Linked DNA regions of Mus musculus: all the other regions are linked to region 1. A link is a loop called in an ENCODE intact Hi-C map of the cell type or tissue named here. Cell type or tissue: left cerebral cortex. All regions are shown on one strand.

Evidence for each region. A loop is a pair of places that touch in the nucleus more often than their neighbours do. Peaks named below come from ENCODE experiments on the same cell type or tissue, not always from the same donor. Only the 100,000 strongest peaks of a DNase experiment are listed, where the experiment ranks them.
Region 2: a loop joins it to region 1, with 2.8 times the contacts of the local background. A loop is called at or near these places in 9 of 42 quality-filtered maps.
Region 3: it touches region 1 in a loop (3.0-fold over the local background); 11 of 42 quality-filtered maps call a loop at or near these places.

Annotation. Positions count from the first base shown.
Region 1 is chr13:100,488,262-100,496,261 of GRCm38, reverse strand. Gtf2h2 (general transcription factor II H, polypeptide 2) reads left to right here and starts at 3,653. Exons shown (of 16, transcript NM_022011.4): 1 at 3,653-3,805; 2 at 6,098-6,186; 3 at 6,702-6,779; 4 at 7,090-7,126; 5 at 7,327-7,413. The coding sequence starts at 6,131. In left cerebral cortex, CTCF peaks have their summits at 1,689 (motif pointing right) and 3,604 (motif pointing left); DNase peaks (open chromatin) are centred at 3,652, 3,900, 5,597 and 7,845; H3K4me3 peaks cover 1,255 bases; H3K27ac peaks cover 1,197 bases.
Region 2 is chr13:100,590,477-100,598,476 of GRCm38, reverse strand. It overlaps Marveld2 (MARVEL (membrane-associating) domain containing 2), which reads left to right. Exons shown (of 7, transcript NM_001038602.4): 6 at 625-675; 7 at 1,066-2,520. The coding sequence ends at 1,188. Among named protein-coding and RNA genes, the nearest start is that of Gm24261, 9.9 kb to the left of the region's middle. In left cerebral cortex, a CTCF peak has its summit at 4,265 (motif pointing right); a DNase peak (open chromatin) is centred at 4,256; H3K27ac peaks cover 325 bases.
Region 3 is chr13:100,646,781-100,654,780 of GRCm38, reverse strand. It overlaps Rad17 (RAD17 checkpoint clamp loader component), which reads left to right and starts at 3,720. Exons shown (of 17, transcript NM_001044371.2): 1 at 3,720-3,831; 2 at 5,000-5,103. The coding sequence starts at 5,062. It overlaps Ak6 (adenylate kinase 6), which reads right to left and starts at 3,438. Exons shown (of 5, transcript NM_027592.3): 1 at 3,336-3,438; 2 at 498-590. The coding sequence starts at 3,363. It overlaps Taf9 (TATA-box binding protein associated factor 9), which reads right to left and starts at 3,438. Exons shown (of 3, transcript NM_027139.5): 1 at 3,336-3,438; 2 at 498-590. In left cerebral cortex, a CTCF peak has its summit at 3,797; DNase peaks (open chromatin) are centred at 2,774, 3,232 and 3,684; H3K4me3 peaks cover 2,569 bases; H3K27ac peaks cover 1,309 bases.

The DNA of each region.
Region 1 (8,000 bases):
CATTGTGTAGTGTAGGGCACTGACTGCTAAGTGATGCACTGTGTCATGTAGGGTACTGAGTGCTAAGTGATACACTGTGTGATGTAGGGCACTGACTGCTAAGTGATGCACTGTGTCATGTAGGGTACTGAGTGCTAAGTGATACACTGTGTGATGTAGGGCACTGACTGCTAAGTGATGCACTGTGTCATGTAGGGTACTGAGTGCTAAGTTACACCCTGTGTGATGTAGGGCACTGACTGCTAAGTGATGCACTGGGTGATGTAGAGTACTGAGTGCTAAGTGATACACTGTGTCATGTAGGGTACTGACTGCTAAGTGATATACTGTGTCATGTAGGGTTGCTCTGTCTAGTCTAAGTATCTTGTTTTAGTTTTGAATGTATTTGAAGTACTTTATATTAATATGAAAAGCTTCATCTGAAATCTGAAGAATCTGTAAAGACCTGAAAGAGTCAAGAATGACCAGAGCAGAAGGCTGATTCCCCTTGGTGTATGGGAATTCTTCACTTGCCAACACTTCTTGGGTATACCAGCAGTTCAGTACAGTAGTGTTGGGATAGCAGCAGCAGTGGCATGACCTAGCAGGGATGGCCAGGCCTGAGATGAATTGGTACAAGTCAGCAGGAGGGACCAGGAAGGACATTCAGAAGAAGTTCTGGGCTGTGCCTCTCTCGGGAAGTGTGGAGATAAACAAGCATCGCACAGCGGGCTGTACCAGCAAGCCAAGCCCCACCTCTGTCATTGTCTGTTGAGTCCTATTTATACTCCCTGCAAACATCACATGTTCTCCATGGGTCTGGCCTCAGCACATGAGTCTGACTTAGCGAAACTTCACATGAGTCTTGTCTCAGCTGCCATCACTCTGCCAATTGGCCTGGGTCAGCAGAAGCAACAAGCCACAGAACACCACCAGAAGTCTCTTCGTGCGTTTCTCTCTATGGAGTCCCAACAAAAGGAGCTCAACTACGCAGTGTAAAGGCAGACCAATACATGCGTGTCGTTAGCAAAGACTCCTTTACCATGTGTCCTTTCATGCGCTTGCTTTAGCAGAGCATCTTCTCTCTCGTGTCTGCTTCAGTGAAAGGTTCCTTTACCTGTCTGCTTTAGGAAAACACTCCATCATGTGTTTGCCCCAGCAAAATGCCATCCAACATAACTGACTTTCCAAAGAACCCTTAAGTTTCCACTTCATATGTGTGTGTGGTGCTGGGGACGAAACCCAGGTCTCACACTTGTCTACACCCTAGTCATAGAAATTTAAAACGAGTATTTTGCTCTATTATTTGGTTTCAACTTAGAGGCATTTGGATGAGGGCGGAAGAGGTGACTCAGTGGTTAAGAACTCTGGCTGCTCTTCCAGAAGTCCTGAGTTTAATTCCCAGCAACCACATGGTGGATCCATAATGGGATCTAATGCTCTCTTCTGGCATGCAGGTGTACATGCAGATAGAGTATGCATAACTAATTTTTTTTTTTTCGAGACAGGGTTTCTCTGTGTAGCCCTGGCTGTCCTGGAACTCACTTTGTAGACCAGGCTGGCCTCGAACTCAGAAACCCGCCTGCCTCTGCCTCCCGAGTGGTGGGATTAAAGGCACACGCCACCACACCACCTGCTTAACTAGGTCTTTTTTAAAATTTTTATTTAATGTCTGTGTGCTCTGCTGCATATACATCCGCCTGCCTGAAGAGGGCGTCCGATCCCACTACAGATGGTTGTGAGCCACCATGTGGTTGCTGGGAATTGAACTCAGGATCTCTGGAAGAGCAGCCAGTGCTTTTAATCACGGAGCTATCTCACCAGCCCTAATTAAATCTTTTTTAACCCTAACAGAGGCTAAGGTTGGCAAATCTCTGTGAGTTCAAGGCCAGTCTAATTTACAGAGCTAGTTCTAGGATTGCCAGGACTACACAAAGAAACCCCGTGTACACCAAACAAAAAACAAAACAAAAAAGTATTGGGTTGTTAAGGCTCACTTTCTTGCAGCCTTTCAAATTAAACGCTTTTTGTATTTCAGTTACACTACCCAAGCTGTTCCCAGATTTTCTAACTTCATTGTGCCAGCCAGCTATGGACACACACACACCACACTCAGGGAGGGAGAGGGAAAGAGAGAGGAATAGAGAGGGACTTACACGAGGTCTTATAATACAGCCCAGGCCAGTCTTGGGCTTGTAATCCTGCTTCAATCTCCCTAGTTCTGGTATAATCGGTATGTACCACCACACCCAGGTTTTATTCAATTCTTTCTTTACGGTTGTTCTTAGTTTCACAGCTTGAAAAGGTATTTCACTAGGTAAGATAATTTTATTGTTACTTTATATGTGATTGGAATATTAGTCATAGTTATACTGAGACTACCATGATTTCTGTGCACATTTTGTTTTGCTTTGGTACCCTGTTAACAAAGTTTTAATAAAAACCCCCTGTTCCAGCAGTCCTAGCAGACTTGTCTGGCCACGCGTCTCAGTTTGCCAAAGAGACACGTAATGATGAATGACAGAGAAAAGGGTTTTATTAAGGTGGCCATGATGAGAAAAACAGATAAAGGGGTTTGCATATACCAAGTCTGTCTTCGAGGGGCTGAGATGAACTTTGACATTTTATAGAAAAGGGAAATGGGAGGGGCTTGTGGTGTGCATAGATGACAGAGCCTGTGGTCTGGTCAGGTGATCTGGTCAAGGCATGGGTCTGATCACTTATGCCAACAAAGGCCTTGTTTCGCAAGGGTTTCTGGAGACCTTGCTAGTGATGTCATTACTCCGAGGCAGACTGTTTATGGCGAGGTAGTTACCCCAGCGCCAGCTTTCAGCCTCCCCACCATACGTAGTTGCCCTCATGTGGGAGGTGATCTGTCCTGCCAGGCTTGCTCTTTGCTTGGGAGTAGTCTCGGTTCCACGTCATAAGGATGTTTACAGATCAGTCTTGCCATTCCTTGTGTTCAAGAGAACTACAGAAGAGAGTGAGTGACTTAGCAGGAAAATTGTTTTTTAAAAAAAAAAGTCAGAGAATGGTGCCCTTCGTCTTCCTAGCTCAGTCTTAGTTTCTAAGACTATTTTACAGAGCCAAAGTTATGAGTGGGAAAAGTTCGAATGTGTCTTACTTCTATTCACAAATATGCTTAGATGTATTTTTATTTTATTGGGGGAATCCTCTTATTTTTGGGTTAAAGAGCATGCTTGGCGCTCGTGGGGGTGGGGCGGCAGGTGGGGCTATGGCTATGCAGTTAAGAGCACTTGTTGCTATTCCAGAGGGTCCGGATTTGATTTCCATCATCCACATGGCAGATAGCAAACATCTGTAACTTCAGTTCCAGGGGATCAGATGCCATCTTCCGTCCCCTGCCCCAACTAGGCACGAACATGGTGCACAGACATGCACGCAGGCAAAAACATCCAGATACTAAACAAAACCCAACAAAACAAAACCCACGGACAAAAAAAAACCTCCCTAAACGCATGTATAACGTATCCAGAACTTGTAGTTTTAGCTGTTTGGTCTATAGAAATGCACCCCACAGCAGAAATATTGGTGAACTGGAAGGCAGTTACGCTCTTGGGCACCACTTGCTCCCTAGCTCCCTCTTCTGGCAGCAGCTGCCCTCTGCCGCCGGAACATTTTTTTTTTCCCGTGGCTCCAGCGCGCTGCGGAAGAATTTTGGCGGCGCACTCAGACTGCCGGTACTTCCGGTGAGGGTCGTCTCGTCGAGGCTGGTGGGTCTACGCGAGGAGACCTGCGGGGTCCTGAGGCTGTGGAGGGCTGGAGTGAGGCGGACAGGAGAAGAAGCCTGGAGCTGAGGACCGAGGTGCAAAGCCCGGGTTGGCCTCGGGGGGGACCTGGAGGGCGGAGGGGGTGGGGGCGTGTGCAGGGAGCGCGGCAGCTTCCGCCTGAGGAAAGTTCTCGCTGCAGGGCTGCCGTTTGCCGTGAGTCTGTGTGGCCCGAAGCGAGTTTGCAGCCCCGAGCTGTCCCTCTCTGAACACGGGGGACAGTAAATCACCCTTGACCTCGGGCCAGGCAGGGTAAGGCGAGGCAGAGCCTCCGCAGTGGCCATGCGCGCTGCGGCTCGCGGGTGCACGCGAGGAGCTCACCGTGAGCATCTCCCGGGGCGGCTGGGTGTGATGACGGAAAGTCTAAGAAACGGGTGATCTGGCTGCGGCGTGGGGACTTCTAACTTCTCCCCGGTTGGATTCTCCATCATAAAGAGGCCCCGTATACCCAGCCAAAAAGTGTGCGGCGTTTACTCGTTGCTTCTCATTTTCTCTGAATTTAAGAGAGTAATAGAAGAGTAAAATATAAAGCAAATGTTGATGCGGTGGAGCAACATTTAAAAAGCTTAAAAGTAATATTATGCGAACTGTGTGTGCACACGCACACACGTGTGCTGGGATCACAGGTGTATTCCACTCTGCTCATCCTGAACAGAAATTTTATTTATTTTTAATTAATTAATTAATTAATTTGGAGATGGTTTCTCTGTGTAGTGTTGGCAGTCCTGGAACTCACTTTGTAGACTAGGGTGGCCTTGAACTTTAGAGATCTGCCTGCTTCTGCCTTCCGAGTGCTGGGACTAAAGGTGTGCTCCACCACAGCCAGGCTCATAGTTTTGTTATTTTTTAAAATTATTATTTTTTTTTTATTTACAGTTCCAATGTTATCCCCTTTCCTGGTTTCCCCTCCGAAAACCCCCTATTTCCTACCCCTTCCCCTGTTCACCAACCCACCCACTCCTGCTTCCTGGCCCTGACATTCCCCTATACTGGGGCTTAGAGTCTTCACACGACCAAGGGCCTCTCCTCCCATTGATGACAAACTAGGCCATCCTATGCAGCTAGAGCCATGAGTCCCACCATGTGTACTCTTTGGTTGGTGGTTTAGTCCCTGGGAGCTCTGGGGGTACTGGTTAGTTCATATTGTTGTTCCTCCTAGGGGGCTTGCACACCCCTTCAGCTCCTTGGGTACTTTCTCTAGCTCCTTCATTGAGGACCCTGTGCTCTGTCCAATGGATGGCTGTGAGCATCCACTTCTGTATTTGGCAGGCACTGGCAGAGCCTCTCAGGAGGCAGCTATATCAGGCTCCTGTCAGCAAGCTCTTGTTGGCATCTGCAATAGTATCTTGGTTTGGTGACTGTATATGGGATGGATCCCCAGGTGGGGCAGTTTCTGGATGGTCATTCCTTCAGTCTCTGCTCCGAACTTTGTCTCTTTAACTCCTCCCATGGGTATTTTGTTCCCTCTTCTAAGGGCTCATCCTTTTAATTTTTTTACTTTTTTGGTTTTCGAGACAGAGTTTCTCTGTGTAACAGAGCCCTGGTTGTCCTAGACTCTGTTAGTAGACCAGACTGGGCTCGAGATCCACCTGCCTCTGCCCTCCTGTTTCTGAGTAAAAAAGCCAGTCCTGCTTCTACAGATACCTGTCTTTTATCTTTTATTTCCGAGTCACCTCCCATCAGTTCCACCATGTCCAGGCAGAACTTTACTTTTATGTTCACAGTGGTGTTTGAGGGGCTTGAGTCTCATTGTGTAGCCCAGTCTGGGCTTGAAGAGGGAAGGGTGCATCAGCATGAGAGGCTCAGGGAATAACGTTCTGGCTTTAGTTCCCTGTCTGCGGTTTCAGATAGGAACTGTCTGGGCTGACAGCTATTCTTGCACATGGAGGATAGGATGCTGAGTAAGCATTTGCCAGTCTGAGGTATTTTTACCTTTTAAAGACAAACGATCAAGTTTTCTGAGGCAAATGATGACTCCGTGGGAAATATACAGAATTTAATTAATAACGTTATATTGTAGCAGGTTTCATAAAAAGCCCCTTAGGACTAGTCTCTAATCTTCTGACTTTTTTTTTTTCTTTGAGAGAGGGTTACTTTGTGTGTAGCCTTGGCTGTCCCGGAACTTGCTCTGGAGCTCACTCTAGAGCTCGCTCTGTAGACCATGCTGGCTTGTGCCACCACTGCCCAACTGAGAATTTTGTATTTTCATAGAATAGTTACTGAATACACTGCAAGAATAAAATGACCTTGCATTCTGATATTTTAAACTTTGTCCCTAACTGTTAAGTAATTAGGTTAATTGGTGATCTATTTTTTTTTTTTTTTTACAGAGTTGAATAAGCATATATATCATTATAAGCACCATGGATGAAGAACCTGAGAGAACCAAGCGGTGGGAAGGAGGCTATGAGAGAACCTGGTAAGTTAGATGTAATTGGCCGTGCTGTAGATACTGTCTCTTTCTCTTTAACTTCAGTTTTATTAAAGTGTGTTTCATGTGTATTAAAATTCAATATATCTCAGTTGACAACCCAGTGAAATTCTTTTGAAAAATATTTACTGTTTTGTATAACTCTTGCCATAAACTACTTTTAGAACAGTAAATGAGGGCAGTAAGTGCCTTTATACTCATTCCGTCCCCACCACCTGTACACACTGTCATGACCTACAGATCACCTTTCCTGCCCATTTGATGTAAATTTCACAGCTCCTTCATGTTGAATGTGCTCCTTTGTAATTGCTGGAGAATATCTCTATACTCTTATGCTACATTTTGTGCATTCATTCAGCATTTGAGATGTTTTCATCAACTTCCAGTTTTTTGTTATTATGGATTGTGCTGCTGCGAACATACATATACAGATCTTTGTATGTTTTACTTTTTATTGGATTAGTATTTTTAGCTTATTTCAAACTAATAAATATTGCTTTCAGGGAAATTCTTAAAGAAGATGAAACTGGATCACTTAAAGCTACAATAGAAGATATTCTCTTCAAGGCAAAGAGGAAAAGGTATGAGCTGCTTTTGAGAAAGAGTTACAAAAGGAAAAGAGGTTCTCGAAGCCTTTCTGTCCCTCTGTGACCGTCCTTCATATTTCTTTTTAACTGTGTGCTTAGGGAAGCTTACCACAATTGTCTGACTAGGGGTAAAGAGCTAGCAAGTAGCCCTTGCCCCCAAGAAAAGTGGTCTCCAGAGACTACCCATGATGCCTTTAGTTTTATGTATTTCAAAAGTTAATAATTAATGAAAAAGACACAGATTGTTTTATTGAGTTTTGGTAGCTGTGATGTTCAATTAACTGTTTTTTTATAATTTTAACAGAGTGTTTGAGCACCATGGACAAGTCCGACTTGGAATGGTATGTTAGGAATTTTTCTGTTAGTTTGTGCAGAACTAGTTTGGATCAGAGAAATATTCTGACTTGACAGAATAAACAGTGAAACAACAACCTTTTAAACGAATAGATTTAAAACTTATGCCTAGAATATTTGAATAGTAAGTAATAATTTTGCTTCTTCCTCAAAAATGTACTTGGACATTTCTCCTTGTTTTTGGTAGATGCGCCACCTGTATGTGGTGGTGGATGGATCGAGAACAATGGAAGATCAGGATTTAAAGCCCAATAGACTGACTTGCACTTTAAAGGTATAGTAGACTCCCTAAGTTTGTGCTAAATGTAGGGAAAGGGTATATACATATGTATAAGTAAAAATATATATTATATAACAGTTTAAGAGTACAGGAAATTTTGTTTTGCTTTTTTTTCCAATTAGTAACAAATGTTAACTGAGTAGAAATGTTGGTCCCGTGTTCTGCCTCTCTGCTGGTTGTATCTGGACACAGCTGATACACAGATAAATCAGCTCAAGGAGGGTTGGGCAAAGTCTGGGGCGGGGAGTCCGGAATCTGGGTCTCCCTTTGGGGCATCAGAGCAAGGCTAGGAGGGGAAATCAGGGCCTGGGACAAGCAAGATTCCAGGCTGGTTGGGAGTGAGTGCAGAGTGCAGAGTGCTGAGTGCTGAGTGCAGAGGGGTGGGAGTCTTAGTGTGGGCGACGTTCTTCCCTGTGGTGCAGCTGCTCCGTGAAACGGCTTGCTTGTTCATGGTGTTTCATTGGGGGTGGATTGGCTGCATAGGCTTTGTTCTGGGTGATCCAGGGATTGTATAATTTTGGGGATGGTGGTGAGAGTCTCCAGGAAGGGGCATCTCATTGGCTGAAGGCAAAGGATGCTGA
Region 2 (8,000 bases), 100 kb before region 1:
TTTATAATAAAATCAGAAGGGACCTTATATTAGCTGTTCTCAGGAAGAGCTGAATATTGAAGAGCCCCAGCCTTTTTTTTTTACCCTGATTCACCAGGAGGAGCTTTACAAGGACAGAGAGGGTGGTCACAGCTAGTGCTGTGGTCTTTATGTACCGAACACTTTATTAGAATCATTGCTAATAAGTGACCCCTCCTGATGACCATTTGAGATGGCTATGGATATGATTTTCAGGGAAAAAGAATGTTAGGACAAGTGGCTAACCCAGGGTCATATGGCTGCTTGTCACACTCCTGGAGACCAGCACCTGGTAGGTAGTTAATGTGCAGACACTTGTCTAGTAAGTTATATTTTTGTGCAAGTATTTTCTGTCTAGCTTTGGGCAAAAAAATAGAGAGCTTTGTTTTTGAGGCAGGGTCTCCCTCTGTGCCCAGACAGATTGAGAATTCATAGCGGGAGGTAAGAGGGGAGGCACCCACCCCACTCCTCCCTACCCCTATACCAGAATTACAGGCAGATGCTGACATACTTGGCAAAATAGTTTTCTGTTCTAATTCCCAGTGAACTGTAAGACATAATCTGAGTAAATATGTGTTTTAACTAATAAAAATATATTATTTTTAGGAACACGAGAGAATTTCAAGAATTCATGAAGAGTTTAGGAAAAAGAAGAATGTGAGTAATTTTCTAGGTCAACTCGTCCTTATCCTGGTACACCGGTGATAACCGATAGATTTCTGATTTCTTTTAAGCTAAATTATTAAATGTCTCTCCATCGAGTCTCTGCCGACCCTGAGATGCCGTGAAGGCTGGAGTTGGAAGAGACATGGGAGAGACTTTATTCATATTTCCTACACTTTCCTTTTCATGTATTTTGACTCCTAAGGGTACCTCTACTCTGTGCATTCCCCTTGGTTTTGCTGTGAACCTAAAACATAGGGTATGTTGTGTATTGTGCAGGTCGTGTCTCTGGGCAATCCTGCTGTGTCAGCAGTTTTCCTTGAGGATGTGTTTGTGTTAACCACTGAGGGAAGCGGTTCTGAATGACGACTGTTTCTCTCCTAGGACCCTTCGTTTCTGGAAAAAAAGGAGCGTTGCGATTACCTCAAGAACAAACTCTCTCACATAAAGCAAAGAATTCAAGAATACGATAAAGTGATGAATTGGGATACGCAAGGTTATCCCTAGACACTGTTTAGCCGCTGCTGCTGTGTGCTGGTCTCCTGGGTGAGCAGCAGGCACCTCCAGGTCATCTTCCGCTTGGTTGAAGCACATCCTAGGCAAACGCACTGTGACTTCACTCAGACATCTCAAAACCGTTTCAAACCCGCGAGGGCCTTTACTGAGATGAGGGGGACAGCGTATTCAGCTGGGATAGTTTAAGGTTCTTCTGATGAACAAGGGCTTGAAGCAAGATCAGTTGTCACACTCTGTGCTCTTGGGCGAGTTGGTCAGTCCTCTGTGCCTGTTTCTTTTGTAAAATGATACCTACCTCATAGGGCAGTTATGAGACCATATGTGCTCACCTTTATTTCTCAAGCATCTGGAACAGAGCCTCCTGCTGTTGCTGCTGCTGCTGCTATGGAAGAGCCACGTTCGTGTGGGGAGGGCTGTGGGCCCGTTTTTGGAGGATGAGCTACACAGGATGAGTCTCAGGAAGCAGTCCATAGTGAGCAAGGGTCAGCAGCTAACCAGAGGCGCGTGTCCCATAATGCCCTGGCGTTTTTCCGCCTTTAGCACTGTAGCCTTAAGTGGAAGTTTCACTGCTGCCTGTGAACTGTTATGGCCCCTCACGGCCTCCATGCCTGTAATCAGGGTCACTGTGCATAGATCCCCGTGTCCCACAGCCCACGCTGTGTGCATGTGAGAGCTAAGCCTTTCAGTTTACTTGGTGTCTCCCCTGTGATTCATTGCCACACCTACCCCATCTGTGTGACAGTTTCCACCCACTACAGCTTCCAGTCAAACAATTAACCAATCAATGTCCGAAGGGTTTTACAAAGTAGCGAAACCAAAGTAATTAATGAGTGGAGCTGGCAGAGGCCTGGAAAGTTCTGGGTGCTGATGACAAAGTTTTGTTTTGTTTTGTTTTATTTGTCAGTGAAACCTGGCAATACTCTTGCAGACTAACTTTTGTAGTGAGACCTTGTCTCAGAGCACGAAACAAATAAAAACAAAATAAAGGAGGAAAAAGACAAGTAGTAAATAAATAAAACATGGTAGCACGTGCACACCACCCTGACACTCAAGAGCAGAGGCAGGAGTGTGTCGAGTTCAAAGCCAGCCTGGGCTTCAGAGCAAGGACCCCCTCTCTCTTTAATGCAAGATATTGCCGTTTTGTACATACATTTAAAAAGCTTAGGTTAGCGTTAAATTTAAACGTTAAACACACTTAACTTTGTGAGACTTTATTTTACTACAGTTGTAAATGTTAATCTTTTAAGACTGATGCTGTAACACTGATTTATTTTTTAATGTTCTATCAATACAGAGGTGTATTAAAATGTCAGTTACCTGCTGTTTTGTGTGTGCTCCTTATTGGCTGGTTTTGAAACCTTCCTGTGTTCGCCGAGAATGTTTTAAGAATACTTTTCCTTAATCAGAAGATAAACTGGATGGCTGGAGAGACAGCGGTTAAGTGCACATACTATTCTTGCTGAGAATCTGAGGTCTTCCCAGTACCCACTGTTATGAAATATAAGGGCGAGGGGGTACCTGGCAGGCCCATGCCAAGGTGTGCCCTGAGTATGCCATGTAACAGATCTGCTATAAAGTTTGTTGGGGGAAGGGAGAGGAGTGAGACCTGGGAAGGGGTTTGGCAGGCAGTGAACATGTGGGCAGGCAGATAAATACCACCAGGCTAATAAATACTTTCTTGAAAAGAACTGGAAAGTCATAAATACCCGTAGGTCACAGCACTCATGTGATGTCTCCTGTTGGAAAGAATTTAATGACAAACCAGGCATGGAAATGCATGCCTGTGATCCCAGCACGTAGAATCCCAGACCCAGTCAGAGGTAGGAGGCTCCTAGAAAGTTACAGGCCCACGAGGGCTAAAATCAATAACAACAAAACAGGTCAGGAGAGAGTCCTCGGAAGTGCTTCAAGGTGAGTTCCCAGACGACTGGGTCATTCCAGCTCAGACTTACAGACAGGGAGATCCCAGCCTGGTGCACTTGGCAAGACCCAGGCCACCAGTTGGAGTGTCTCTCTCTCTCTCTCTCTCTCTCTCTCTCTCTCTCTCTCTCTCTCTCTCTCTCTCTCTCTCTCTTTCTCTCTCTCTCTCTCTCTCTCTCTTTCTCTCTCTCTCTCTCTCTCTCTCACACACACACACACACACACACACACACACACACACAATAAAGATATAGAGCTGGCTGGTCAGTGGTAACGCACACCTTTAATCCCAGCACTCAGGAGGCAGACACAGACAGATCTGAGTTTGTGACCAAACTGGTCTACAGAGTGAGTTCCTGGACAGACAGGGCTACACAGAGACACACCTGACTTGAAATAACCAAACAAGGAAAAAAAAAAAAAAAAAAGATAAAAAGCTGGCCTGCAGTGGCAAACACCTTTAATCCCAGAGCTTGGAAGGCAGAGGCAGGGGGATCTCTTGAGTTTGAGTCCAGCCCAGTCTACAGAGTGGGTTCCAACCATCTCAAAACACTAAAATACAAAAACCTAGATTTGTGTAATATTTGCTTTTATTTTGGGCTAAAGCTAGATTAGGTCTCTTTTCAGAAACAAATGTCTTTGTGCTTACTTATTTCATTTTAATGTAATTTCATTATACTAAAGCTTTTGATGTTCATACCAGATGATAGAACAAGGGATTAGGCTGAAGTCACATGACCTCAAAGCAGATCTACCTGATTGAGCAGTGACAGATGACAGAAGGTACAAGAGGCCTTTTGTAAACCTGAACACCCTGACGTGTAGTTGTAGAGTTTTGGCTTGGTAATGTTACTGGTAAGAAATTTTCTTGAGCCAAAGAATAGTTCATTGTTAATAAAGGGTGGACTCTGGAGGTTGTGTGTACCGACCGGTTCGGCCTATTGTCTCCACAATGCTATTCACATACACAGAAGCAATTCACCAAGACCGAAGTCACAACATTATTAGTCAGCATAAAAGGGGGAAAGGGAGAAAGGCGACTGGGAAACAGGAGACATTGTCTGATTAACAGGAGAAAGATTCGGTTTCTTCTTTATGAGGAAGGAAGGTGACACAGAGATGGCTGTCAGTGAGTGTGGGAAGCCGCCCCCACATTCGCCGTCACAAGATGGCGCTGACATCCTGTGTTCTAAGTTGGTAAACAAATAATCTGCGCATGAGCCAAGGGTATTTACGACTACTTGTACTCTGTTTTTCCCGTGAACGTCAGCTCGGCCATGGGCTGCAGCCAATCAGGGAGTGATGCGCCCTAGGCAATGGTTGTTCTCTTTAAAATAGAAGGGGTTTCGTTTTTCTCTCTCTCTTGCTTCTTGCGCTCTCTTGCTTCTTACACTCTGGCCCGATAAAGATGTAAGCAATAAAGCTTTGCCGTAGAAGATTCTGGTTGTTGTGTTCTTCCTGGCCGGTCGTGAGAACGCGTCTAATAACAATTGGTGCCGAATTCCGGGACGAGAAAAAACTCCGGACTGGCGCAGGAGGGATACTTCATTTCAGAACCAGAACTACGGATCACGTTTATAAAGGTTCCCGTAACACAGACTGTTGAGAAGGATTCAACTGCCGAATTCAGAACTCATCAGCTGGGGAACGACGGTGATAAAGGTTCCCGTAAAGCAGACTGTTAAGAAGGATTCAACTGTATGAATTCAGAACTTTTCAGCTGGGGAACGAGGTAAGTCTGATCTTGAACTTTCTAAGGAAATTCAAGACAGTCTATCAGAAGTAAAGTGGAAAATGGCTTTACAAGTTATGTTTGGCCTTAAATTTTTTCTAGTGTTAGAAGCCCTTTTGTTCCTTTTCACATGTTATATAGTGCTTAAGATAGGGCTGAAAATTCTAGAGGAAATTCAGGACAGTCTATCAGAAGTAAAGCGGGGAGAGAGAGTAGGAGCAAGGAGAAACGGTAAGTATACAGGCCTTTCCAAGGGTCTTGAACCCGAGGAAAAGTTTAGGTCAGGTAAGAATACCTGGAGAGAGATTAGAAGAAAAAGAGGAAAAAGGGAAAAGAAGAAAGATCGATTAGCGGAGGTCTCTAGGAGATACTCGTCACTAGATGAGCTCAGGAAGCCAGCTCTTAGTAGCTCTGAAGCAAGTGAAGAATCCTCCTCTGAGGAAACAGACTGGGAGGAAGAAGCAGCCCATTACCAGCCAGCTAATTGGTCAAGAAAAAAGCCAAAAGCGGCTGGCGAAAGTCAGCGTACTGTTCAACCTCCCGGCAGTCGGTTTCAAGGTCCGCCCTATGCGGAGCCCCCGCCCTGCGTAGTGCGTCAGCAATGCGCAGAGAGGCAATGCGCAGAGAGGTGCGCAGAGAGGCAGTGCGCAGAGAGGCAGTGCGCAGACTCATTCATTCCCCGAGAGGAACAAAGGAAAATAGAACAGGCATTTCCAGTCTTTGAAGGAGCCGAGGGTGGGCGTGTCCACGCTCCGGTAGAATACGTACAGATTAAGGAAATTGCCGAGTCGGTTCGTAAATACGGAACCAATGCTAATTTTACCTTGGTACAGTTAGACAGGCTCGCTGGTATGGCACTAACGCCTGCTGACTGGCAAATGATTGCAAAAGCCGCTCTCCCTAGTATGGCCAAATATGTGGAATGGCGAGCTCTGTGGCAGGAGGCGGCACAGGCGCAGGCCCGAGCAAACGCTGCTGCTTTAACTCCAGAGCAGAGAGAGTGGACTTTTGATTTGTTAACGGGTCAGAGAGCTTATTCTGCTAAACCTGATAAGAGGTATCAATGGAAGGTCTTACCACAGGGGATGTCCAATAGTCCTACAATGTGCCAGCTTTATGTGCAAAAAGCTCTTTTGCCAGTGAGGGAACAATTCCCCTCTTTAATTTTGCTCCTTTACATGGATGACATCCTCCTGTGCCATAAAGACCTTACCATGCTACAAAAGGCATATCCTTTTCTACTTAAAACTTTAAGTCAGTGGGGTCTACAGATAGCCACAGAAAAGGTCCAAATTTCTGATACAGGACAATTCTTGGGCTCTGTGGTGTCCCCAGATAAGATTGTGCCCCAAAAGGTAGAGATAAGAAGAGATCACCTCCATACCTTAAATGATTTTCAAAAGCTGTTGGGAGATATTAATTGGCTCAGACCTTTTTTAAAGATTCCTTCCGCTGAGTTAAGGCCTTTGTTTAGTATTTTAGAAGGAGATCCTCATATCTCCTCCCCTAGGACTCTTACTCTAGCTGCTAACCAGGCCTTACAAAAGGTGGAAAAAGCCTTACAGAATGCACAATTACAACGTATTGAGGATTCGCAGCCTTTCAGTTTGTGTGTCTTTAAGACAGCACAATTACCAACTGCAGTTTTGTGGCAGAATGGGCCATTGTTGTGGATCCATCCAAACGTATCCCCAGCTAAAATAATAGATTGGTATCCTGATGCAATTGCACAGCTTGCCCTTAAAGGCCTAAAAGCAGCAATCACCCACTTTGGGCAAAGTCCATATCTTTTAATTGTACCTTATACCGCTGCACAGGTTCAAACCTTGGCAGCCGCATCTAATGATTGGGCAGTTTTAGTTACCTCCTTTTCAGGAAAAATAGATAACCATTATCCAAAACATCCAATCTTACAGTTTGCCCAAAATCAATCTGTTGTGTTTCCACAAATAACAGTAAGAAACCCACTTAAAAATGGGATTGTGGTATATACTGATGGATCAAAAACTGGCATAGGTGCCTATGTGGCTAATGGTAAAGTGGTATCCAAACAATATAATGAAAATTCACCTCAAGTGGTAGAATGTTTAGTGGTCTTAGAAGTTTTAAAAACCTTTTTAAAACCCCTTAATATTGTGTCAGATTCCTGTTATGTGGTAAATGCAGTAAATCTTTTAGAAGTGGCTGGAGTGATTAAGCCTTCCAGTAGAGTTGCCAATATTTTTCAGCAGATACAATTAGTTTTGTTATCTAGAAGATCTCCTGTTTATATTACTCATGTTAGAGCCCACTCAGGCCTACCTGGCCCCATGGCTCTGGGAAATGATTTGGCAGATAAGGCCACTAAAGTGGTGGCTGCTGCCCTATCATCCCCGGTAGAGGCTGCAAGAAATTTTCATAATAATTTTCATGTGACGGCTGAAACATTACGCAGTCGTTTCTCCTTGACAAGAAAAGAAGCCCGTGACATTGTTACTCAATGTCAAAGCTGCTGTGAGTTCTTGCCAGTTCCTCATGTGGGAATTAACCCACGCGGTATTCGACCTCTACAGGTCTGGCAAATGGATGTTACACATGTTTCTTCCTTTGGAAAACTTCAATATCTCCATGTGTCCATTGACACATGTTCTGGCATCATGTTTGCTTCTCCGTTAACTGGAGAAAAAGCCTCACATGTGATTCAACATTGTCTTGAGGCATGGAGTGCTTGGGGGAAACCCAGACTCCTTAAGACTGATAATGGACCAGCTTATACGTCGCAAAAATTTCAGCAGTTCTGCCGTCAGATGGACGTAACCCACCTGACTGGACTTCCATACAACCCTCAAGGACAGGGTATTGTTGAGCGTGCGCATCGCACCCTCAAAGCCTATCTTATAAAACAGAAGAGGGGAACTTTTGAAGAGACTGTACCCCGAGCACCAAGAGTGTCGGTGTCTTTGGCACTCTTTACACTCAATTTTTTAAATATTGATGTTCATGGCCATACTGCGGCTGAACGTCATTGTTCAGAGCCAGATAGGCCCAATGAGATGGTTAAATGGAAAAATGTCCTTGATAATAAATGGTATGGCCCGGATCCTATCTTGATAAGATCCAGGGGAGCTATCTGTGTTTTCCCACAGAATGAAGACAACCCATTTTGGGTACC
Region 3 (8,000 bases), 160 kb before region 1:
CAGGATAAAATAAGTAAAACTACCACACTTTATATGCAATGAGTCTGGGCATGCAACTGTCAAAATGATTTTTAAAAAATAACATAGTCATGTTCTAATGGTTTGAGTTCACAGTAACCTGTCCTTCCTGAGAGATCAGTATGTCTCGTATAGTCATTTAAAATCACTCAAACCTTTGTGTCTGCTGAACACAGCATTTTCCCTCTTCTTCATATTCAGATCTTATCTATCGAGTCTCCTAACAGAAACTCTCCTAATTATTACTCTTTGCAACAATTCTAGTTATTTTGGGTTAGGGAAGGGAAAATGTCCAAAATAACCATGTGATGCTACTATCTGCTATACATGTGACACTTTTTCTTTCTCAGGTCCCTAGCACAACAGAACTGCTTACTACCAGGATCCTTCTGCTTTCTGGACCTCTAGCAACACTTAGCAGGACTAACACTCTATTACCTGACTTAAAAACAAAAACGCAACATCAAAGTGACCCTTACCTTCTCGAGCTAGATCTCCCACGTTAACGTACTTCAGGCCTGATCTTGATGCAAGTTCTTTGCCTAGTGTGGTTTTTCCAACCCCTGGTGTACCTGTAAGATTAGACACAGAAAAATACTGTTCAAATACTACTTATTTGTCAGCCATCTTCTGCCCTTAAGGTTCTTAACTGATATAAAGCCTGGTATGGTGGTGTACGTCTTTAATCCCAGCACTTGGGGCAGAGGCAGGTGAGAGTCTCTGGGGCTTCAAGACCAGACTAGGCTACACAGTGTCAGGACAGCCAGGGCCACATAGGAAAGCCCTATCTCAAAACCAAACCAAACCAACCAACCAAAAAATTCTCCAGAAATTACTGTCTACTAGTGTCTATATCCTAATCTCCAGGGATAGGACTGCAGCAATTTTGATGCCAATTCTGCCTGCCAACAACAAAATTCCCAGCATAAAATTAGACACCTTGCCGGGCGTGGTGGCCCATGCCTTTAATCACAGCACTCGGGAGGCAGAGGCAGGCGGATTTCTGAGTTCAAGGCCAGCCTGGTCTACAAAGTAAGTTCCAAGACAGCTTGAGCTATACAGAGAAACCCGGTCTTAAAAAAACAAACAAACAAAAAAACAAAACAAAAAAATTAGGCACCTCAAATACACTATTATCACTTATTGCGTTAATAAAAAGCTTAAAAAACATTCAATGGGCCGGGCATGGTGGCGCACGCCTTTAATCCCAGCACTGGGGAGGCAGAGGCAGGTGGATTTCTGAGTTCGAGGCCATCCTGGTCTACAGAGTGAGTTCCAGGACAGCCAGGGCTACACAGAGAAACCCTGTCTCGAAAAACCAAAACCAAACCAAACCAAAACCAAAACAAACAAACAAACAAAAAAACCAAACAAACCCCCACCCCCCAAAAAAACATTCAATGGGGCTGGAGAGATGGCTCAGCAGTTGAGAGCACCAACTGCTCTTCCAAAGGTCGTGAGTTCAAATCCCAGCAACCACATGGTGGCTCACAACCATCCTTAATAAGATCTGATGCCCTCTTCTGGGGTGTCTGAAGACAGCTACAGTGTACTTACATATAATAAATAAATCTTAAAAAAAAAAATTCAATGGAAAAAAAGTTTAGTATGAGCAATACCATTACTACCATTTCCCCTAACAGAAATACCTTCCCCAGAGGGAGCTACTTTAAACCAGTTTCTTACTTAACTTTCTATGTGTTTGTGTGTATCTAAGGGATACTTGGTGTGTATTTAAGTAAGTGTATACATACACACTGTATATATCCACACAGCATAGATACCCTTATAAATGACACTATACATAGTTTGCTTTTCTCCTTTTACAGCTAATACCCTCCACTTCCCCCTGTTTTTGTTTTTTTTCGAGACAGGGTTTCTCTGTGTAGCCCTGACTGTCCTGGAACTCACTCTGTAGACCAGGCTGGCCTCGAACTCAGAAATCCGCCTGCCTCTGCCTCCCAAGTGCTGGGATTAAAGGCTTGTGCCACCACTGCCCTGCTTATAGCTAATACCCTTAAGACAATCAAATGCATAATGTTCAAACTTATGTCAACTTGAACATTGTAAGAAATCCTGAAAAATCATGTCTCTATAGTCAAAAAAAATATACTTCCACTGTAAGAACACATCAATCCCAACTCTTACTCAGCGCTCGTGAACCCTTTCTGTATTCAACACTCCCATTCAGATCTACAGAGTTCTTATGATGTAACTCTTGTCCGTCCCTCCCCACTGCTTTCCCCCCTCCCGCCAACCGGCACGGTTCTAGGTTGGCCTTTGACTTCTCATCCTCCCTAGTATTGGAATAACAGACATATGCCACCCCATCTAGTCTATGTTGTTCTGGGGACCTGATTCCAGGGCTTCCTGCCTACTAGTGAGTAGTCTACCAACTGATCTACAGCATTCTCTGCAGCCTACTGGCTTCAGAATCTGAAAGCCCCAAGAAACTGTCTGGCCATGCAAATCAGATATTGTAAAATGTTCCTAAGGAATCTCAAAGCTAAAGCCTGCAGAGCTAAGACAGACAACAACCTCACCTGATTCGTTACCTGACAAAACAGCAGCTGAACTTTTTTCAGTAAAGTGATGGCATCTTTATCTATATCCATCCCATCTTTGTACAACTGGCCTATGACGCTACTAAACGCTACAACTTAACCTTTCTTATTAAAGCTCCGAAACGTCCCACCCACGATCAGCTCCAGATCACCACAAACGCTCAGAAACCTTAACACTGAAACAACAACAAAGCCCGTGGCGCGAACCGAACAAAGTAACAGTTCATTAGTCACGTCTCTTCACAAGCATCCCAAAAATCATCTACAGAAACCTTTCGGGAAGTGTTTCTCAAAAGCAAAGGGGTATCTAAAAATAAAAAATAAAATAAGAAGGTGACGACCAAGAAGGCCCAAAGACTGGGGTACCCACCATCACCACATCTCCTAACGGCTAAAAACTGCCTCACCGCACCTCGATTTTTAAAAACCCCAAGCCCGACCGCGACAAAGGCTCAGCAGCCCGTTCTCCAGGCAAAGATACCAGATTGACAAAGGCCAAGCGTCCGGCGGAGCGACGGGGCAGCGGGAGAGCAGGAGCCGGCCTGCCGCTCTCCCTCTCCTCGGCGCGGCGTCTGACCAACCGAACCGCCGCCTCCGCCGCTTCCCCCGCCCCCCACCCCAACGGTCGCGAGCGCCGGGTCCTGACGCGCCAGCCGACACGGCACGCCGCGCGGCCTGCGGAGCGCCCCCGGGACCTCACAGCCCTCGGCAAACCCCGGCCCGGCCCGACCCGACCCCGTTGCGCGCCCTAACCGGTGAGCAGGATATTCGGAAGCTTCATAGTCCTCCTTCCCCTGCAGCCAAAGCCTCCGCTCACGCGCCCGCCCCGACGCGCTTGCCAGGGAGGAACCGGAAAGGGCGGGCGTGCGTGCGGAGGGGCGGTCTCGTGCGCCTGTACGCGGCTAGGTTCCCTCGAGGCCCTCCGCCGGGCTCGCACGCACTCAGACCCTACCTCGGCACGCACCAGGAACTCCGCTGGCCTCGGGTCCTACGCTTCCATCTAATGGTGGGAAGCCGGGCCCCGAGACCCGCCTGCGTTTCGGGTCAGGCAGTGCGCTGGACGCCTACGTCCCTTGCTCGCTTGCCGGCCCCTCCCCTCTGGCTGCGTCGCGGAAGCGCCGTCCGTGAGGAAGGTCCCCAGGAGGCGGGCCCTCCAACAGCCTGCGGCTGAGCCGGGAGGGCTGGGTGGCGAAGTACAGCCCCGGTTCTCCGCTTTTTTCCGCCCGCGAGGGGACGCAGCTCCCGGAAAGTAAGGACGCCGCGGCTTCCGCTTGATTTATTAATATCCCAGAGGCGTGAGGTCAGCTGTGTCTTCACGCATACCTGGGCTGTGTCCTTCCCGGCCCGCCCTCCAGTCTGGACTGGTGTAGGATGTAGGTGAGGAGCCCTGGCCTGGAGCCATGGTGCGAGGTGTCAGCTCCGCTCACTGGTGATTGCAGAAACACCTAAGGACTGACGTGTGAGCTTTGTGTCCCTGTCCCCTGTGCAGTGTGTGAGGTGGAGGTGGATAGGCTAGGGGTAGTGTTGAAGTTCTCGTTATCTCCGGCGCGTTTCCCGAGCCTGATATCATCAGAGACGGTTGTTTGTTTATCGAAGGAGGTGACTGTCAGTCTTGTTTTCAAAGAGCCCTGATCATTGAGCATCTTTCATTTCGACAACTATAATTTCTTAAGCAGACGTTTTTGTGTCCCTTTGAAAGGTCAGGCCATAATCCTAAATTAGATAGGAGAAGATGATTTGTTTTATTGGGTGCCAAAGTTTTCAGCGTGTGGGCTTGTGTGTACCTACAACTCTAAAATAGATGGGTGCACCTTCCAATATATACATTTATCCAAAGTGACTAATGAGTCTCATTTCATTTTTTCCCCCTTAAATTGTAAATCCACAGTACTTGGTAGCATGACATGAAATACAATTTTCAGCATAAAAATAAAAATGTTTATATGGGATTAGTTTTTCTTTATAATAAAAGGTAAGTGCACAAATATATGGTTTTTCTGTTTCATTCATCGTTGAGTTTTTTTTTTTAAGATTTATTTATTTATTATATGTAAGTACACTGTAGCTGTCTTTAGACACTCCAGAAGAGGGTGTCAGATCTTGTTACAGATGGTTGTGAGCCACCATGTGGTTGCTGGGATTTGAACTCAGAACCTTCGGAAGAGCAGTCAGTGAGTGTTCTTAACCGCTGAGCCATCTCTCCAGCCCCATCATTGAGTTTTTATGAACAGCTTTTATTTATATTATACCATCATAGATAGATTATCTGATTAAATTGTAATCATTTAAAATTTACTTTAAGATTTTAACATCTTTATTTGAGCCCTTATTTCTTGGTTGATTATGTATTTTGGTATTAATCCTGTATTTACAGTTTTTTTTTAAATAATTTGAGCTGTTTTTCTTTTTTCCCCAAGGTGAATTATACTTCAACATACTCTAAATTGTATGCTACTGATGGGAACTGTTAAAGTTTATAATGTCAGAAACTTTCCTTAGACCAAAGGTGTCTTCCACAAAGGTATGATATACATAAAATGGTCATGTGGTGATTGCCTAAAGAAAATGAGAAAAGTTTGTTTGTTCTCAGTGCTTTATGCCTGTCAAAGTAGTGATAGTCCAGTGTCTGTTACAATCAGTGATCTGAAGTCTGGTAAGCTGCAAAACAACTATAACCATAATTATGAAAAGCCTCCTTTTTTTCTTTTCTTTAATTTTCTTTTCTTCTCTCTTTTACTTTTTCAAAACAGTTTCTTTTTGTAGACTTGGATATCTTGGAACTCAATTTTAGATCTGGCTGGCCTCTGTCTTCTGAGTGCTGGGATTAAGGGCTTGAACCACTACGCCCAGTTTTGAAAAAGCATTTGTAATTCCAGTTACTCTTAAGAGATACATATGTGGTTGTTGGCTAGCTTAACCACAGGCTCTACCTGATGTTCAGTCAGTGTGTCCTTTTTCAGCAAGATAGGAATTGTGAGGAAGTGTAGACTCATGCAAGAGAACTGGGAGCCGTTTCCCTAAGGGAACTCTAATTTTTTTTCTGATTTCTTTTTTTTTTTTTTTTAAAGATTTATTTATTTATTATATGTAAGTACACTGTAGCTGTCTTCAGATACCCCAGAAGAGGGCATCAGAGCTTGTTACAGATGGTTGTGAGCCACCATGTGGTTGCTGGGATTTGAACTCCGGACCTCTGGAAGAGCAGTCGGGTGCTCTAACCCACTGAGCCATCTCACCAGCCCTTTTTTTCTGATTTCAAGTAAATTATATAACTTTGCTGTTTTTCTTTCTCACGGTAGATGGAAGTAAGAAATAAAAGTACAACGTGTATAAATAACATACAAATCAATATTGTCTTCAGAAGGTTTAGTATAAAACTATTTTCATGCACTTTTAAATATAGCAGGAAGAAAATGATTATAGTATCATTGTCAATCCTTTGACATAGAAGAAATGAGTCAGGTGGCTATGACAACATTTTTTTCTTTCTGTACATCTTCTTTCTTCTACTTCTGATAATATTTTTGACCCTTTGACCAAAGGGTGACGTGTGGATTAGATTGATAAAATAGTTATCAGTCCACATTTCTTCCCATAAGCCTTATTCTCAATTTCAGTTTTGGAGTCTGTCTGTGAGAGGAATATTATCTAACAAGGAGTTCACAACTATAAGTTCCCTCCTTTTCTGATCTCCCTCCTCTTCCATCTCAGACATCGAGACTGAAGCCAGGGCGTAGCGACGTCAGATGAGCATTCTATTGCTAAACCATGTTGCTAACGGAAGCAGAGGATCCTTTAAGAGAGTGTATTCTTGTTTCCCCATTAGTTAGGCAGGAAATTTCGAAAACCACGTGATATGTTAGATTTTTCTAACGTAATAGAGTATTAAAATCCACTCTTAGGGTGCTGGAGAGATTGCTCAGCAGTTAAGAGCTCTTCCAGAGGACCAAGGTTCAATTCCTAGACCCACATGGCAACTTATAACTGTAAGTCCAGTTCCAGTGGGTCTGACACATCTCGTGCAGATATACATTGCAGGCGAAACACAGTGCACATTAAAAAAAATCCATTTTTAAACTTTTGTTTGTTTGATTTTAAGTTTTTGAGTCAGGTTCTCATGTGGGCCAGTGTATTTTCAAACCTGCTGCTCTCCTCTCAAATGCTGGAGTTAGAAGTTAGTGCTGCCATGCCTAGACATTTAGAAAATTTCATTATCTTAAAACCTTTTTAGTACTGTTATTTTAGGTTAAAATTGCTTGATTTGACATTTTTATATGCATTTATGAAGGTTTTTATTTTTATTTATTCATTTTGTTTTTTTTTTTTTTTTTGAGACAGGGTTTCTCTGTAGCCCTAGCTCTTCTAGTACTTGCTTTGTAGACCAGGCTGGCCTTGAACTCGGATTTACCCCTGCCTCTCCTTCCCAGATACTGGGGTGTACTACCACCACCTGGCTTTTACAAAGGTTTTTTTAAAGAAAAGGAAGTAATAGAGGGAGATGTGGTGAGGTTAGCAGTTTCTATTGGACTAGAACACATGGACTTTCCTGTTCTGGTGATTCCAATATTCTTTCCCTAGATAGTTCCATGAAAAAAAATCACCTTCCCCAGAAAGCCTGTCTCACTTATTAAAGTGTTGGTTGCTTCATACACTGCAAAAAAAAAAAATACAATGCAGTCATAATCACCAGGTTTAGCATCATGATTTTTCACCTTTATCTTTATAAAGTCTTAAGATAAACATGGGGTTGTGGTGGCACGTACCTTTCATGGGAGGCCGAGGCAGGATCACTGAGTTTGAGGCTAGACTGGTCTACAGAGTGAGTTCTAGGACAGCCAGGGCTACACAGAGAACCCTGTCTCAAAAAAGTAAATATGTGGGGGCTGGAGAGATGGCTCAGTGGTTAAGAGCCCTGACTCTTCTTCCTAGGTCCTGAGTTCAATTCCTAGCAACCACATGATGGCTCACAGTCATCTGTAATGGGATCTGATGCCCTCTTCTAGTGTGTCTGAAGACAGTGACAGTGTACTCATATATATAAAATAAATAAAATCTTTTAAAAACTTTTTTTCCATGTGGTTTCTGGGATTTGAACTCAGGACCTTCAGAAGAGCAATCAGTGCTCTTAACCACTGAGCCACCTCTCCAGCCCTTAACATTTTAAAAAGTAAACATGCATAGGTATATAATGTGCGTGTGTAGGCCAGAGATCATTACTGAGTGTCTTCCTCAGTCATTTCTCTACCTTTGAGATAGGGCTTCTCACTGAACTAGTTTACCCTTGACTAGACTGGCTGGCTATCAACTCCAGCAATCTTGGTATTTCTTCTTTCCAATATGGTATCATATGCATATGTAGCTACACATGCATTTTTACATGGGTACTTAAAGGCCAATTTTTTTTTTTTTTTTTTTTTT